Regions from separate parts of the Homo sapiens genome. Here region 2 is linked to region 1. Evidence: chromatin contacts called from ENCODE Hi-C or POLR2A ChIA-PET data. All regions are on one chromosome and are shown on one strand. Each heading gives the region's core, a stretch centred on a gene start or an enhancer-like site at or near the end of the contact. The rest is flanking DNA. Distances are from core to core; before and after follow the strand shown.

Evidence for each region. A loop is a pair of places that touch in the nucleus more often than their neighbours do. ChIA-PET counts read pairs that join two places held with the same protein, here RNA polymerase II (POLR2A). Pooled maps may share reads with other maps.
Region 2: a pooled map shows a loop between it and region 1 (2.2-fold over the local background). The contact joins the enhancer-like site here to the promoter of TNFSF10 in region 1. A Hi-C loop is called at or near these places in 1 of 50 pooled maps. POLR2A ChIA-PET finds 5 or more read pairs at or near these places in 2 of 52 experiments (OCI-LY7 and activated CD4-positive, alpha-beta T cell).

Annotation. Positions count from the first base shown.
Region 1 is chr3:172,521,207-172,528,313 of GRCh38, reverse strand. TNFSF10 (TNF superfamily member 10) reads left to right here and starts at 4,884. Exons shown (of 5, transcript NM_003810.4): 1 at 4,884-5,061. The coding sequence starts at 4,930. It also overlaps the pseudogene TBPL1P1. RefSeq lists an enhancer at 4,903-4,952.
Region 2 is chr3:172,688,465-172,695,565 of GRCh38, reverse strand. All of the region lies in intron 1 of NCEH1 (neutral cholesterol ester hydrolase 1), which reads left to right. Among named protein-coding and RNA genes, the nearest start is that of NCEH1, 19 kb to the left of the region's middle. RefSeq lists an enhancer at 5,660-6,159. Within about 2 kb of position 4,010, at least 9 of the 41 ENCODE cell types and tissues checked have a DNase peak (open chromatin) inside an H3K27ac peak, as active enhancers do; they include OCI-LY7, where a contact is called at or near this core.

The DNA of each region.
Region 1 (7,107 bases), core at 3,635-6,134:
TTAGCTGGGTGTGGTGGCACGTGCCTATAGTCCCAGCTACTTGGGAGGCTGAGGCGGGAGAATTGCTTGAACCCAGGAGGCGGAGGTTGAAGTGAGCAGAGATCATGCCACTGCACTCCAGCCTGGTGACAAAGCGACATTCCATCTCAAAAAAAAATTTAAAAAACAATAATAATAGAATTCATTTCTTCACTCAAAGACAGTGTGTCCAAGACCTGACAAGACTTCATTTTTATTTTTATTTTACTTTTTATTTTTTTGAGTCTACGTGTCCTGCTCTTGCCCAGGCTGAGGTGCAGTGCATGATCTCAGCTCACTGCAACCTCCTCCTCCGAGCCTGAAGTGATTCTCCTGCCTCAGCCTCCGGAGTAGCTGGAATTACAGGCACGCACCACCATGTCCGTGAGCCACCGCACGCGCCCAGCCTAACAGCTCTTATAATTAAATCCTTACTTCAGAAGAAAAGTTTTAAAATCTTTAAAAATCTTCAAAAATCTTCACAGGGCACCAGTGGCAGCAACAGCTTCTGTTTTTCCCTTCATGTTAAAAGCAAACAAGGATCAACTATTGGCAAAATTAAGTGCTGGAAGTATAGATCTTTTAGAGAAATACCCAGCCTTATAGTCCCGAAACCTTTTCCTGCATCTCTGCTTGAGGAATGTACAGTCTTCTCTTCACCTCCTTTGTCCCTTGGTCTGATTAGGAAAACAATCCAAGCCTCCCAGTGTGGTTACTTAAACTTACTTTAACATTTACATTTTAACTAACATCTTTATTCACAGAATGAAATATTTGGCACTTAGTCTAGGGATGTCATGCACTAGGAAACAAGTAATAGATTTCTTGTAAGGCTTGGTGGGGAAGACTTAACAATTCTGTGTCTGTGACCATTCTGCAGAACACACTGCTGCTCCTGAGGTAAAGAGCCTTAAGATTCTGGAGACTATGAAATGCTCATTCATCCAACCAGCATAGATCGTGCTCACAGTGTGCAAGGCATTGGTAGCAATGCATGTGGCAAAGTTTCACTCTCATGCAACCTACATTCTTATAAATGGGGTAGCCATAAAATAAACAAATAAGTATAGAAACAAACAAGAGGCTGGGCGTGGTGGCTCACGCCGGTAATCCCAGCACTTTGGGAGGCCGAGGTGGGCAGATCACGAGGTCAGAATATTGAGGCCATCCTGGCTAACAAGGTAAAAGCCCATCTCTAGTAAAAATACAAAAAATTATCTGGGTGTGGTGGCATGCACCTGTAATCCCAGCTACTCAGGAGGCTGAGGCAGGAGAATCGCTTGAACCCAGGAGGTGGAGGTTGCAGTGAGCGGATACGGCGCCACTGCACTCCAGCCTGGGGGACAGAGTGAGATTCCGTCTCAAAAAAAAAAAAAAAAAAAGGAAACAAGATACACTGGAAGTTCTCTAACCTTCAGTCAGTATGTTCCACACAGGGAATGAAGAACTTAGGCTATTCTTCTGTTTCCATCTATATATCTAACAAGAATTAAATTATTCTCAGAACTGATTATGCCAGTTGTAATTACATAGTTCATATAAATATCATGGAAGCCAATAAAATATGAGTTGTTTCTTGGAATGCTGAATTTAATGCTTTGTAAGGACTTCATTAAAAATTACTTAAAAATTATAAAACAGGCCGGGTGCAGTGTGTAATCAAGCCTGTAATCTCAGCACTTTGGGAGGCTGAGGAGGGTGGATCACTTGAGGTCAGGAGTTCAAGACCAGCCTGACCAACATGGTGAAACCCCGTCTCTACTAAAACTACAAAACATTAGCCAGGCATGGTGGTGCACAGCTGTAATCCCAGCTACTCAGGAGGCTGAGACACGAGAATCTCTTGAACCTGGGAGGCGGAAGTTGCAGTAAGCCGAGATCCCACCACTGCACTCCAGCCTGGGCAACAAAGTGAGACTCTGTCTCAAAAAAAAAAAAAAGTATTTTTAAAAGGTTCTCAGCCGGGTATGGTGGCTCACGCCTGTAATCCCAGCATTTTGGGAGGCCAAGGCAGGTGGATCACCTGAGGTCAGGAGTTTGAGACCAGCCTGGCCAACATGGTGAAACCCTGACTCTACTAAAAATACAAAAAAAAAAAAATTAGCCAGGTGTGGTGGCGGGCACCTGTAGTCCCAGCTACTCGGGAGGCTAAGGCAGGAGGACCACTTGAACCCAGGAGGTGGAGGTTGCAGTGAGCTGAGATTGTACCACTGCACTCCAGCCTGGGTAACAGAGTGAGACTCTGTCTCAAAATAAATAAATAAAATAAAATAACAAATTCTCACTCCAGTTTAAAGAAACTGAATTGCTGATTAAAGGTTATGGTTAATGTATGGATGCCAGTCAGCAGATCCATGCTAGTAATAATAATAATAATGGCTTTAGCTCTATATTATTTAAACATTGTTATAACAAAAAGATTAAGATTTCTCTATATCAAATATGTATATATAATATCTTCATATTTAATACGTTAGGAGGCTCAAAGATAGAGGTAGCCAGACCTCTTGACTTTTTTTTTTTTTTTTTTTGAGCTGGAGTCTTGCTCTGTCACCCAGGCTGGAGTTCAGTGGCACGATCTCTGGTCACTGCAAGCTCTGCCTCCCGGGTTCACACCATTCTCCTGCCTCAGCCTCCCAAGTAGCTGGGACTACAGGCACCCACCACCATGCCCTAATAATTTTTTGTATTTTTAGTAGAGATGGAGTTTCACCGTGTTAGCCAGGATGGTCTCGATCTCTTGACCTCATGATCCGCCCGCCTCGGCCTCCTAAAGTGCTGAGATTACAGGCGTGAGCCACCGCGCCCAGCCGACTCTTGTAACTCCTCAAATCACCCCATCTCTTGACCTGACCCCGAGATAAGCCTCCTTATTTCCACACTCTAGACTTTCTTACGTGCTTATAAGATAGAGATGTTGACTTCCTGCACGTTTCCCATTCCTTCGTTTCATGCCTTTCACGTACATCATAGCCGTAATGTTTCTATTTCTGGATTATAACAAAGGTGTTAAGTTGGTTTTCTTTGGTCTTCTCCCCTGTGTTTCTCTGCCATCTCTCGTTTCTTGTTTCTGCCCTGCCCGGCTGTGTGTCTTGTGCATTACGGTTATCCTACTCATCTTTCACCTGATTTAAAAAACTCATTCAGTCTAGGACTTAGAGTGTAAGTGTGTTCAAATAGTGTTAGGTTCACATAATGTCTAAAACTTTTAGTAGGAAAAATGCTACCTTGCCAATTTGTCTGTGTCTGAAAGGAATTTGCATTTAAAAATTTGGCAATTTGACAGAGGCAAATTTAAAATTTGAAAATATTTTCTTAAATATAGACTCATTTACAGATAGAAGGCAAGGGCAGGAAGTGATGGTGACCAGCGGTGCCTGAATGAACTCAGGAATGTAACTGTAGATCTAGGGTCCCAAACTTTAGGTTTCAAAGGATCTCTTGGAGTACTTGCTGAAAAATGTAGGTTCCTAAGTCCACTGCCAGAAACTCTGACTCAGTGGGTCAAGAATGGAATAACTAAACAATGGCCCCATGCAGTGGTTCATGCCTGTAATCCCAGCACGTTGGGAGGTTGAAGCAAGAGGATCACTTGAGGTCAGGAGTTCGAGACCAGCCTGGCCTACATGGTAAAACCCCATCTCTACTAAAAATACAAAAAAATTAGCTGGGCATGGTGGCATGCACCTGTAATCCCAGCTACTTGGGAGGCTGAGGCAGGAGAATTGCTTGAATCTGGGAGGTGGAGGTTGTAGTGGGCCGAGATTGTGCCATTGCACCACTGCACTCCAGCCTGGGCGATAAAGTGAGATTCTGTCAAAAAAATAAATAAATACATGAAAGAGAGAAAGAAAGAAAGAAAGAAAGAAAGAAAGAAAGAAAGAAAGAAAGAAAGAAAGAAGGAAAGAAGGAAAGAATAGAAAAGAAAAGAAAGAAAGAAAGAAAGGAAGAAAAGGAAAGAAAGAAATGCTGAATAAGATATAGAGACAACATACAGCTGGGCCAGCTTATGACATCTGATAGTGGGGAGATTTGGGGCTGGGTCCTGAATCTGAGGGTAATTAACTCCCTGTAACTTCTTTTCCTAATCTGTAAAAGGATAGTGACAGCGAGACATTGTGATGGGGTTAATATTTTGGAAAACATCCACATGTTTTTTTCCTTTGCCTTTCTGAGTGTGTCAACTACTTCCTACCTGTCCAGCCTAACACACAGGCATGTTGTCTTGGTAGGGATGGAGATCTGAGAAGGAGATTAGAATTTGTGTCTGAAGGTTTGCAAAGAGGAAGAAGTCGTCAATATTTAGATTCTGACATTCAAGATGGAATTATGTAGCAAGACCATTGCTATGAGACAGTATTTCTATTTTCCTTTATCCACTCCCACCCTGCCCTCTTCCCACCCTCACAGTAGCATGAGAAAAACCACATATGGAAGTTTCAGGTCATAAAAATTATCTTATAATTTAGAAAACAGGCCTTGTGCCTATGACAGCCAGGCCATGAGGCTTAGAGCTCTGTGGTAGAATGAGGATATGTTAGGGAAAAGCAAAGAAAATCCCTCCCCTCTTTGGCTGAGGACATTATCAAAAGGAGAGCAAGAAAGAGAAGAGAGAAATGGGCTTGAGGTGAGTGCAGATAAGGGGTGCATGGATCCTGAGGGCAAGGAGAGGAGCTTCTTTCAGTTTCCCTCCTTTCCAACGACTACTTTGAGACAAGAGCTGTCCCTGGGCAGTAGGAAAGGGGAGGGACAGTTGCAGGTTCAATAGATGTGGGTGGGGCCAAGGCCACAGAACCCAGAAAAACAACTCATTCGCTTTCATTTCCTCACTGACTATAAAAGAATAGAGAAGGAAGGGCTTCAGTGACCGGCTGCCTGGCTGACTTACAGCAGTCAGACTCTGACAGGATCATGGCTATGATGGAGGTCCAGGGGGGACCCAGCCTGGGACAGACCTGCGTGCTGATCGTGATCTTCACAGTGCTCCTGCAGTCTCTCTGTGTGGCTGTAACTTACGTGTACTTTACCAACGAGCTGAAGCAGGTCAGTGCAGTGCAGTGCACTCAGTCTTCGAGGCGCTTAGCAAATGTCTGGTTACCTGCTTCTTTGCATGTCAGCTTGCCCCTCTCTGAAGACTTTCCTGCTTCCTTTCTCTGTGGGTACACTCTAACTGCTAAATCACATAACAACTGAGGTCTTTGCAAAACTGTAAGTTCAAGAAATTGTGTAAACTAAGTGCAGTTACACAACTGGCTTCACTAGTTACTAGCAGATGTGGGCAACAAAACTCCTGAGGGATTTTTTGTTTTTAAAAGTATGTGTATTTTATAATATCAGCCATTGCAACTCTTCATGAAAGCTTTCTGCTAAATGCTTTGTAGTTCTTTTGTTTTCCTTTTCCAAACTTTTATTTGTGCACATTCAATTGAAAAAGATAATTTTTACAGGTTCTTTGGTGCCCATTTTCAGCATACAAAAATGTAAAAGACTATTCACAGATAAAACACATTAGCTCAAAATGGAAAAAAATAACAATGACAACAATAAAACAACCTAAGGTAGTGCACACTGTGACAGCTCTGCTTATGGGGACATGAGAATTCCTGCGAAAATAAATAGAATGTCCTTTTGTAAAAGCAGCAATGACATGTCTTGTAAACTTCCTTTTTTATATTATAACAAGGTTTGGAATAAAATCCAAAGGGACTGGAGCTTACACTGTAGCCATGAATAAATAAAAGAGTCTATTTCCTCAATTACCGTTGGTTCAGTTTTCCTTTTGAGTCCAATGTGCAGCAGGTTTTAAAAGGTGCACAGTAAGAGATTCTAACCAATTAAGTGGTGAATGATAAAATTTCTTTCCTGCTTTCAAACACAAATGGGTAAATCTGTTCCACAGCAGTAGCAACAGCCTTTAAATAGGGCCTTGTTACTGTGATACTTCCTGTCGAAAAAATCTGTAATGTAGCTCTTAGAGTCTTTATCCAATAGCACACAGCAGGATGAAGTTCAGATTCATAACTCACATGAGGTCTATTGCTCTTTGTGAATTCTGGCAAACAGATTTCTTTATTTTTAAATTTTTTTATTTTACTTTAAGTTCTGGGATACGTGTACAGAACGTGCAGGTTTGTTACATAGGTATACATGTGCCATGGTGGTTTGCTGCACCCATCAACCCATCATCTAGGTTGTAAGCCCCACAGGCATTAGGATTTGTTCTAATGCTCTCCCTCCCCTAGCCTCCCACCCCCGACAGGCCCCAGTGTGTGTGTTGCCCTCCCTGTGTCCATGTGCTCTCACTGTTCAACTCCCACTTATGAGTGAGAACATGCAGTGTTTGGTTTTCTGTTCCTGTGTTAGTTTGCTGAGAATGATGGCTTCCAGCTTCATCCATGTCTCTGCAAAGGACATGAATTCATTCTTTTTAATGGCTGCATAGTATTCCATGGTGTATATGTGCCACATTTTCTTTATCCAGTCTATCACTGATGAGCATTTGGGTTGGTTCCAAGTCTTTGCTATTGTAAATGGTGCTGGAATAAACATATGTGTGCATGTGTCTTTATAGTAGAATGATTTATAATCCTTTGGGTATATACCCAGTAATGGGATTGCTGAGTCAAATGGTATTTCTGGTTCCTTGAGGAATTGCCACACTGTCTTCCACACTGGTTGAACTAATTTATACTCCCACCAACAGTGTAAAAGCATTCCTATTTCTCCACATCCTTCCAGCATCTGTTGTTTCCTGACTTTTTAATGACCACCATTCTAACTGGAGTGAGATGGTATCTCATTATGGTTTTGATTTGCATTTCTCTAATGACCAGTGATGATGAGCTTTTTTTCATGTTTGTTGGCCACATAAATGTCTTCTTTTGAGAAGTATCTGTTCATATCTTTTGCCCACTTTTTGATGTGGTTTTTTTCTTGTCAATTTGTTTTACAAGAAACAAATTCCTTGTAGATTCTGCATATTAGACCTTTGTCAGATGGGTAGATTGCAAAAATTTTCTCCCATTCTGTAGGTTCCCTGTTCACTCTGATGATAGTTTCTTCTGCTGTGCAGAAGCTCTTTAGTTTAAT
Region 2 (7,101 bases), core at 2,761-5,260, 170 kb before region 1:
GAAATTGAGGCACAAAGAGGTTAATTAAATATCTGCCCAAGTCACATACCCCATAAGTGGCAGAGTCAAAATTCTACTCCAGGTAATCTGTCTGGAGGTAGTGCTCCAAAAGCTAGAGAAATCGTCTCTTAGTCACTGTCTTATATCAAGGAGCTCCACTGGGCTTTGCCAAGGTATTGTTCATTTTAGAATTTTGTGTCAACTGTGAAGAGTTCCTTAGGCTGTAGGTACCTTAGGCAAAGTTGTTGAAATGACATTTTGTTAAATTAAAGTGCTTTACTTGAATTCTAGTCCTAATGGCAGGTGACCTTGCCTCAATGTGAAGGTAGTGAAGAAGTACTTACAAGCAGGGTTGATATTTTCCTCAACAAAGGGCTTTAGATTTGCTCAAATGATTGACAACTCTGGGGCTTAGAGATCTGGCCTATGAGTATGGAAAAGATGACTTTGACTTCTGAAGTTATGAAACATAGGTGTCTTCAGTTGACCACCATAATTGAGGAAATATACCATGTCCTCTCTATCATGTTAGTTGAGCAATTATTATGTGCTAGTACTTGGATATAGCAATTCACAAGACGAACAGCACTTGGTCCTCCTGGAGCTAAAATCCAGGCTAAAAACATGAGATGAATAAGTAAAGGAAATATAGGAAATAGGGAGAAATTTGTTGGCAGGTCAGTGATAATGGAAACCCTGGAAATCCATGAAATCCCCTGAATGAAGAATAGTGTTAGAGCTGCCAAGAAGAGGTGGAGCCTCAGAGGAAGCAGAAGTTGGGAAAACAAGAAAAAATGGGAAGAAGGCATCAGAGAAGCCCAGACGGAGTACTGCCAGCAGGGTGGGGCTGCTATGATGAACTGTCCTGAGAAGCCGAGGAACCTGAGGACTGCAATGGGCCTGTCAGGGCCCCACAAGTGCACTCCAGGCACCTGTGCCTTTCCATTCAAAGTCTCAACCCGTAACCTGTCTGTTGGAGTGATGTCAAGGATGTCCTCCAAAACTGATGTTTTGACTTTGGCAATGTTGATATTGAGCCATCATTTCTGACAAGAAATAGTCAAAATATAGTTTATAGGTTGTGATTAAAATTCAAGGTGGAGGTTACCGATGGAAATTACTGATGTACTAAATAGTAAAATACACACATACACACACACACACACACACAGACACACACACACACATATATATAACTCTTTCCCCAAATAACTAAATTAATGTCAGTTGGTTCATCAATGTGGAAACATATTTTACAGTCTGGACTCTTCACAGGCTTAGTAGCCTTTTCTGTCTGTCTCAAAAGGTTCTCATCAGATTAATAGTAAATTTAGTCCATTTTAGATTAAATCCTATTAGTTCTATAGTTGTATAACATTTAAATACAGGCCTGGCATTGTGGCTCATGCTTGGGGAGGATGAGGCAGGAAGTTTGCTTGAGCCCAGGAGTTTGAGATCATCCTGGCCAATGTGGTGAGACCCGTCTCTACAAAAAATTTAAAAAGTTGGCTGGGTGTGGTGGCACGTGCCTATAGTCCTAGCTACTCAGGAGGCTGAGGTGGGAGGATCATTTGAATGCAGGAGCTTGAGGCTGTGGTGTACTATGATTGGGCCACTGCACCAGCCTGGGTGACAGTGAGACCCTGTCTCAAAAAAATAAAAAATTTAAAAATTAAATACACATACTATACTTTTGTTAAGGACAGTGGGTCAGTATTTTACAGGATACTCCATGTGCCACATTTGGTTCTTGGCAGCCACAGAGGTTTCTACTGACCAAAACCAATAACGTGTCAGTCATATTTCCTCACATAGCTAATTAAAATTGCACAATTCTGAATTGTTCAATTAAATGAAGCTTAATACATGGATGAAAAGAAAAATAGTATTATTGGTTACGTCTACAGAAGGAACCTCTTTGGTAGTGATGTTCAATTACTCTAAAAACATTAACATGGTTTCTGTCTCTCTCAAAGCATATTTCGAGAGCAAATAATAGAATTTAAGTGCTTTAAAGAGTTGGACTTTCATTTGGGTATTATGAGTGGTTAAATATCTTTATCTCATCCCCAACTCTAACCACCCCCTCCCATTTTTTTTTTTTTTCATATTCAGGCTTTAGAAGATTGGCAAGCAATCATGGGTAGCATGTTAAAATTTGACACACCTGTAATCCTTAAAGTTGCTGAAATACAGATTGGTCCTTGTGGCTTTGTGTGCACACGGTTTGCTTTCAGGGTCTTTTTATAGATGTTGAAGTTATACTTAAACATATAGTCTTATATTTTGTTATAGCTCTTCTTCTTTCTGTTTATGGAGGAAAATGATGCATTATTCATTTTTAAAGCGCCAGCATATTTTCAGCAGACATTTATTGGCTACCCAGAATGTGTCAGACACTGCAGAGTCCTGGAGCTTCTCATACTCTGAAAAACCAAGATGTAGACAATCCCAAACAAATATGCTGAGGGCTTCAGTTTGTGGTACAAAGTGGGTCCTACGGGAGCCAGGTTGGAGGAAGCCCCTGTAAGTCTGAGGAACTCAGAGGAACCCAGAGGAAGTGCTGGCTGAGCTGGGTCTGAATGGATGAGAAGTAGCACTCTTTCAATAGGAAGAACATTCCAGGAAGTGAAAACAGCAAGAGTCTGAGGTGAAAGAGCATGGCAGACACAGGAAGCTACTGCTCTGGAGTTTCTGAAAGTATCAAAGTTTGAAGGAAATCTTTACATGACTGAACCATGGGTGGGACTAGCCCACCTTGTGTTGTTAGATCTATTACACTGCTTTAATTTTGGTCACTTTTAATAAGCTAATAATAGGATGATGAAAGCACACAACCAACATCAAGAGTAAGTATTACTTGATGAAATAAACTTGAAACTACTTACTAAAAATATTCTAGGCCAGGCACGGTGGCTCACACCTGTAATCCTAGCACTCTAGGAGGCTGAGGCAAGTGGGTCACTTGAGCCCAGGAGTTTGAGACCAGCCTGGGCAACATAGTGCAACCCCATCTCTACAAAAAAATTAAAAAAAAAAAATTAGCCAGGTGTGGTGACATGCACCTGTGGTCCCAGCTACTTGCAAGGCTGAAGTGGGAGAATCACTTGAGCCCAGGAAATTGAGGCTACAGTGAGCCTGTGATCCTGCCACAGCCCTCTAGCTTGGGCAACAGAGCCAGACCCTGTCTCAAAATAAAAGTAAAGAGAGAAAGAAAAATAAAAATATTCCATTACGAACCTTACAGTAGCATTTAACTCCTGGTGGCCAAATATATAATTTGATTGAAAACAATGAGGTTTTTCTTCTGTTTGGTTTTAGTAGCTTTTTGTCTTTAATAGAAACTTCTTTAAGTCTGTCTTTCTTGCTGTATCCCTAATGTATTACTTCAGACGGTCATTCTTTGTTTAAAGTTTGAAACAAACACTGCAGTTGTTGGCAGCTATGATGCCTTATTGGAGACAAAGGCTTCTTGAATGTTTGTCAAAAGGGGTGGATCTATGCTTAGAGAAGGTGACCTCTTGTTTTGACTACCCAGTCTGGTTTCCCTCTCACCTTCTCTCACTACACCCTGTTCTTTCTTTCTTTCTTTCTTTCTTTTTTTTTTTTTTTTTTTTTTGAGACGGAGTCTTGCTCTGTCGCCCAGGCTGGAGTGCAGTGGCACGATCTCGGCTCACTGCAAGCTCCGCCTCCCGGGTTCACACCATTCTCCTGCCTCAGCCTCCCGAGTAGATGAGACTACAGGTGCTGCCACCACGCCCGGCTAATTTTTGTATTTTTAGTAGAGATGGAGTTTCACCATGTTAGCCAGGATGGTCTCGATCTCCTGACCTCATGATCCGCCTGCCTCAGCCTCCCCAAGTGCTGGGATTACAGGCGTGAGCCACCGCGCCCGGCCAGCACCCTGTTCTTTCTTTACCCTCATTTGCCAGTTCTTCCTGTCACTGGATTTGTTTAATTACTCCTAAGTAATTCCATCTCCACTGCCTGGCTGAAAGCTCTGGAGGGGAGGGGCTTGTCTGTGGACTTCCCCACTGTGTGCACAACTCCTAAAAGTACCTGGCACAAAGTAAACACTCACATATTTGCTGAGTGAGTGAATAGATTGATGAGTGACCGAAAGTCACTCATATTCACAATTATATTGAATACAAATTATGTAAGAGGTGTATGCTAAACCTAGGGGAACAAAAATGAAGGAGAGATCTAGAAGCTCATAATGATAATGCAACAAGTTTTAAAAGTAAAAGCTTAAACTAGAGAGCACAAAGGCAGGAGTGATGGTCTGAGGGATGAGTTGGATAGGGCACCATAGAGGAAGGGATGTCTGACATGGATACTGAAGGATGGACTGGGGTTTGGTCATGAGGGGAAGCAGAAGAAATTTCAGTAACAAATGGAATCCTACAGTCCAGCCCGCTCTATGTTTGGAGAAAGTATCTACTGCCCAGACAAGACAGACAAGTTGTGTAAGCAAAGTGTGTACAAAGAAGCAAAATATAGGAATATGAGTAGGTAAAGGGTGTTTGGGCAGTGTGTGGATGTCAGGGAGTAGACAATGTTTAAGTTACATAATCCCTGGATGTCATAGCTGCTTTAAAAATTTCCCCACAGAAGCATAATTTCTTTAGCAAATTAGAACTGAATTATTTTATTATAAAAGGTAGATAATCATGCTATAGAAATTTTGGAAAATAGAAAAAAAAATTACCTATAATCTCACCTTAACACAACCACTGTTTCTTTTTGTGTATGTTTTGTTTTTGTTAGGTTGAATATGCACTATTAACATTAGAATTCTAACAGAAGGATTTGTCAAATTACTGCATATTATTTCCATCTTTTGTAATGGATGCATTAGAGCTTGTGTCATTTTTAAACCTAACTATTCTCCTATTACCAAAAATTTAGACTGTTTAGTTACTTGCCACCATAAATAATGTTACAGTGGACATATTGTATAATCTGTTTCTTAGGATTTCCCTCAGAAGATTCCTAAAAAGTAGAACTACTAGATCAAAGGCTGTAAATATTTTTGCAGGTCCTATTACATATTTCCAAGTTATTTTCCAATTTATATGGCTAATAGCAATGTGCAAGAATGTTGATTTTGCTACACACTTTTCCAGAACAATTGTAATCGATTTTTTTAACTTGTTACTTCAGTGGCTTAAATGGTTACCTTGTTTAATTGGAATCTCTTTGAAAAGAGTTGACATTAAAATTCTTGTTCATTCCTTCAATGAATATTTATTGCATATCACTTTGCACCAGCACTATTCTGGGGAAAGAGCAGTAAGCAAGCATAATTCCTGCGTTCATACTCTGTATTCTTAAAGAAATGTTCATTTAAAAAAATGCTTGGCTGGGTGCGGTGGCTCACGCTTGTAATCCCAGCACTTTGGGAGGCCGAGGCGGGTGGATCACGAGGTGAGGAGATTGAGACCATCCTGGCTAACATGGTGAAACCCCGTCTCTACTAAAAATACAAAAAATTAGCCGGGCATGGTGGCGGGCGCCTGTAGTCCCAGCTACTTGGGAGGCTGAGGCAGGAGAATGGCGTGAACCCGGGAGGCGGAGTTTGCAGTGAGCCGAGATCGTGCCACTGCACTCCAGCCTGGGCGACAGAGTGAGACTCCGTCTCAAAAAAAAAAAATAAATAAATAAAATAATAAAAAATAAAAAATAAAAAAATGCTTGAGGGGTTAAACATTTTCCCCCACCTCATACAGCTGGCAAGTGGCTACAAAGAGATTATAAAATGGTCTATTTTACTCTCAGTCTTTCCAATTTTACTATACTACCCTGAGAAGGGAAATACAGGGGCTTTTTTTTTTATTTTGAGATGGAGTTTGGCTCTGTCACCCAGGCTGTCACTCCAGGCTGGAGTGCAGTGGTACAATCTCAGCTCATTGCAATCTCCGCCTCCTGGCGCTCAGGTGGTCTACCCGACTCGGCCTCCCAAGTAGCTGGGATTACAGGCTCGTGCCATCACGCCTGGCTAATTTTGAAATACAAGGGCCAGGTGTGGTGGCTCATGCCTGTAATCCCAGCACTTTGGGAGGCCGAGTCGGGTAGATCACCTGAGGTCAGGAGTTTGAGACCACCCTGGCCAATATGGTAAAACCCTGTCTCTACTAAAACTACAAAAATTAGGCGGGCGCTTGTAGTCCCAGCTACTTGGGAGGCTGAGGCAGGAGAATTGCCTCAACCCGGGAGGCGGAGGTTGCGGTGAGCTGAGATCACGCCATTGCAGTCCAGCCTGGGCAACAAGAGCGAAGCTCCATCCCAAAAAAAAAAAAAAAAAAAAAAAAGTTACTCCAAGTCATTTCATGAGGTACATGTGAATATCGGTCTTATTGCTTTATAGTCTTGCTTGTTATGAACAAAATGAAATCCTCAGCTTTACTACAACTTATTACCTAGAAGAACTTTGGCTTTTCCAGAAATCAAATTCAGCTTCAGGCAAGGAGCATTTGTCCCCGCTAAGGGTAGTCAAGGAGTAAACCAAAGTCTCTGAAAACAGTTCTGCTGTTTAGAACAAAACAAAAGTTTAGTCAGTGGTAGCCACATTAGATCGCATATGTGAATTCCCAACTCATTTGCAAAGGTGAAGACATTTACGTGCTCTGAAAGTTGCTTTGGTTTTTCAGTTTATGTGAGGATTGTCAGCTTCCACCCCTGCTTGGGTTGTAGAATCCTGCATGTCCAGAGCGTCTGTAAGTTACCACCAAGAGTTTAACCTGTCAGCCCCAAGGACAAGGGCCAACACCTTGTAGCATTGCCTGTGACCCTTAGCACAGTACTGGACACCTATCGTAACACTGTTATAAATAGCCTACTTCCTGGTATTTGAGTGTAGATAGTGCTATCCTGGTGAAGGGTGAGGAGGACAGCATTTAGGCCACTTGGACTTTCTTTCATATAAAGATATTAAAAATACATATCTTATATAAATATGATATCATCTCATCTATTTTCCTTTAATCTTCTAACTCCAACCCAGTAATGATCTCAGAAAAATTAATCCTTCCATTTCTTTTGTTATTTCCCCCAAGAGTGACCATAATTACCTCTGACAAGACTATACTCAAATCAAGG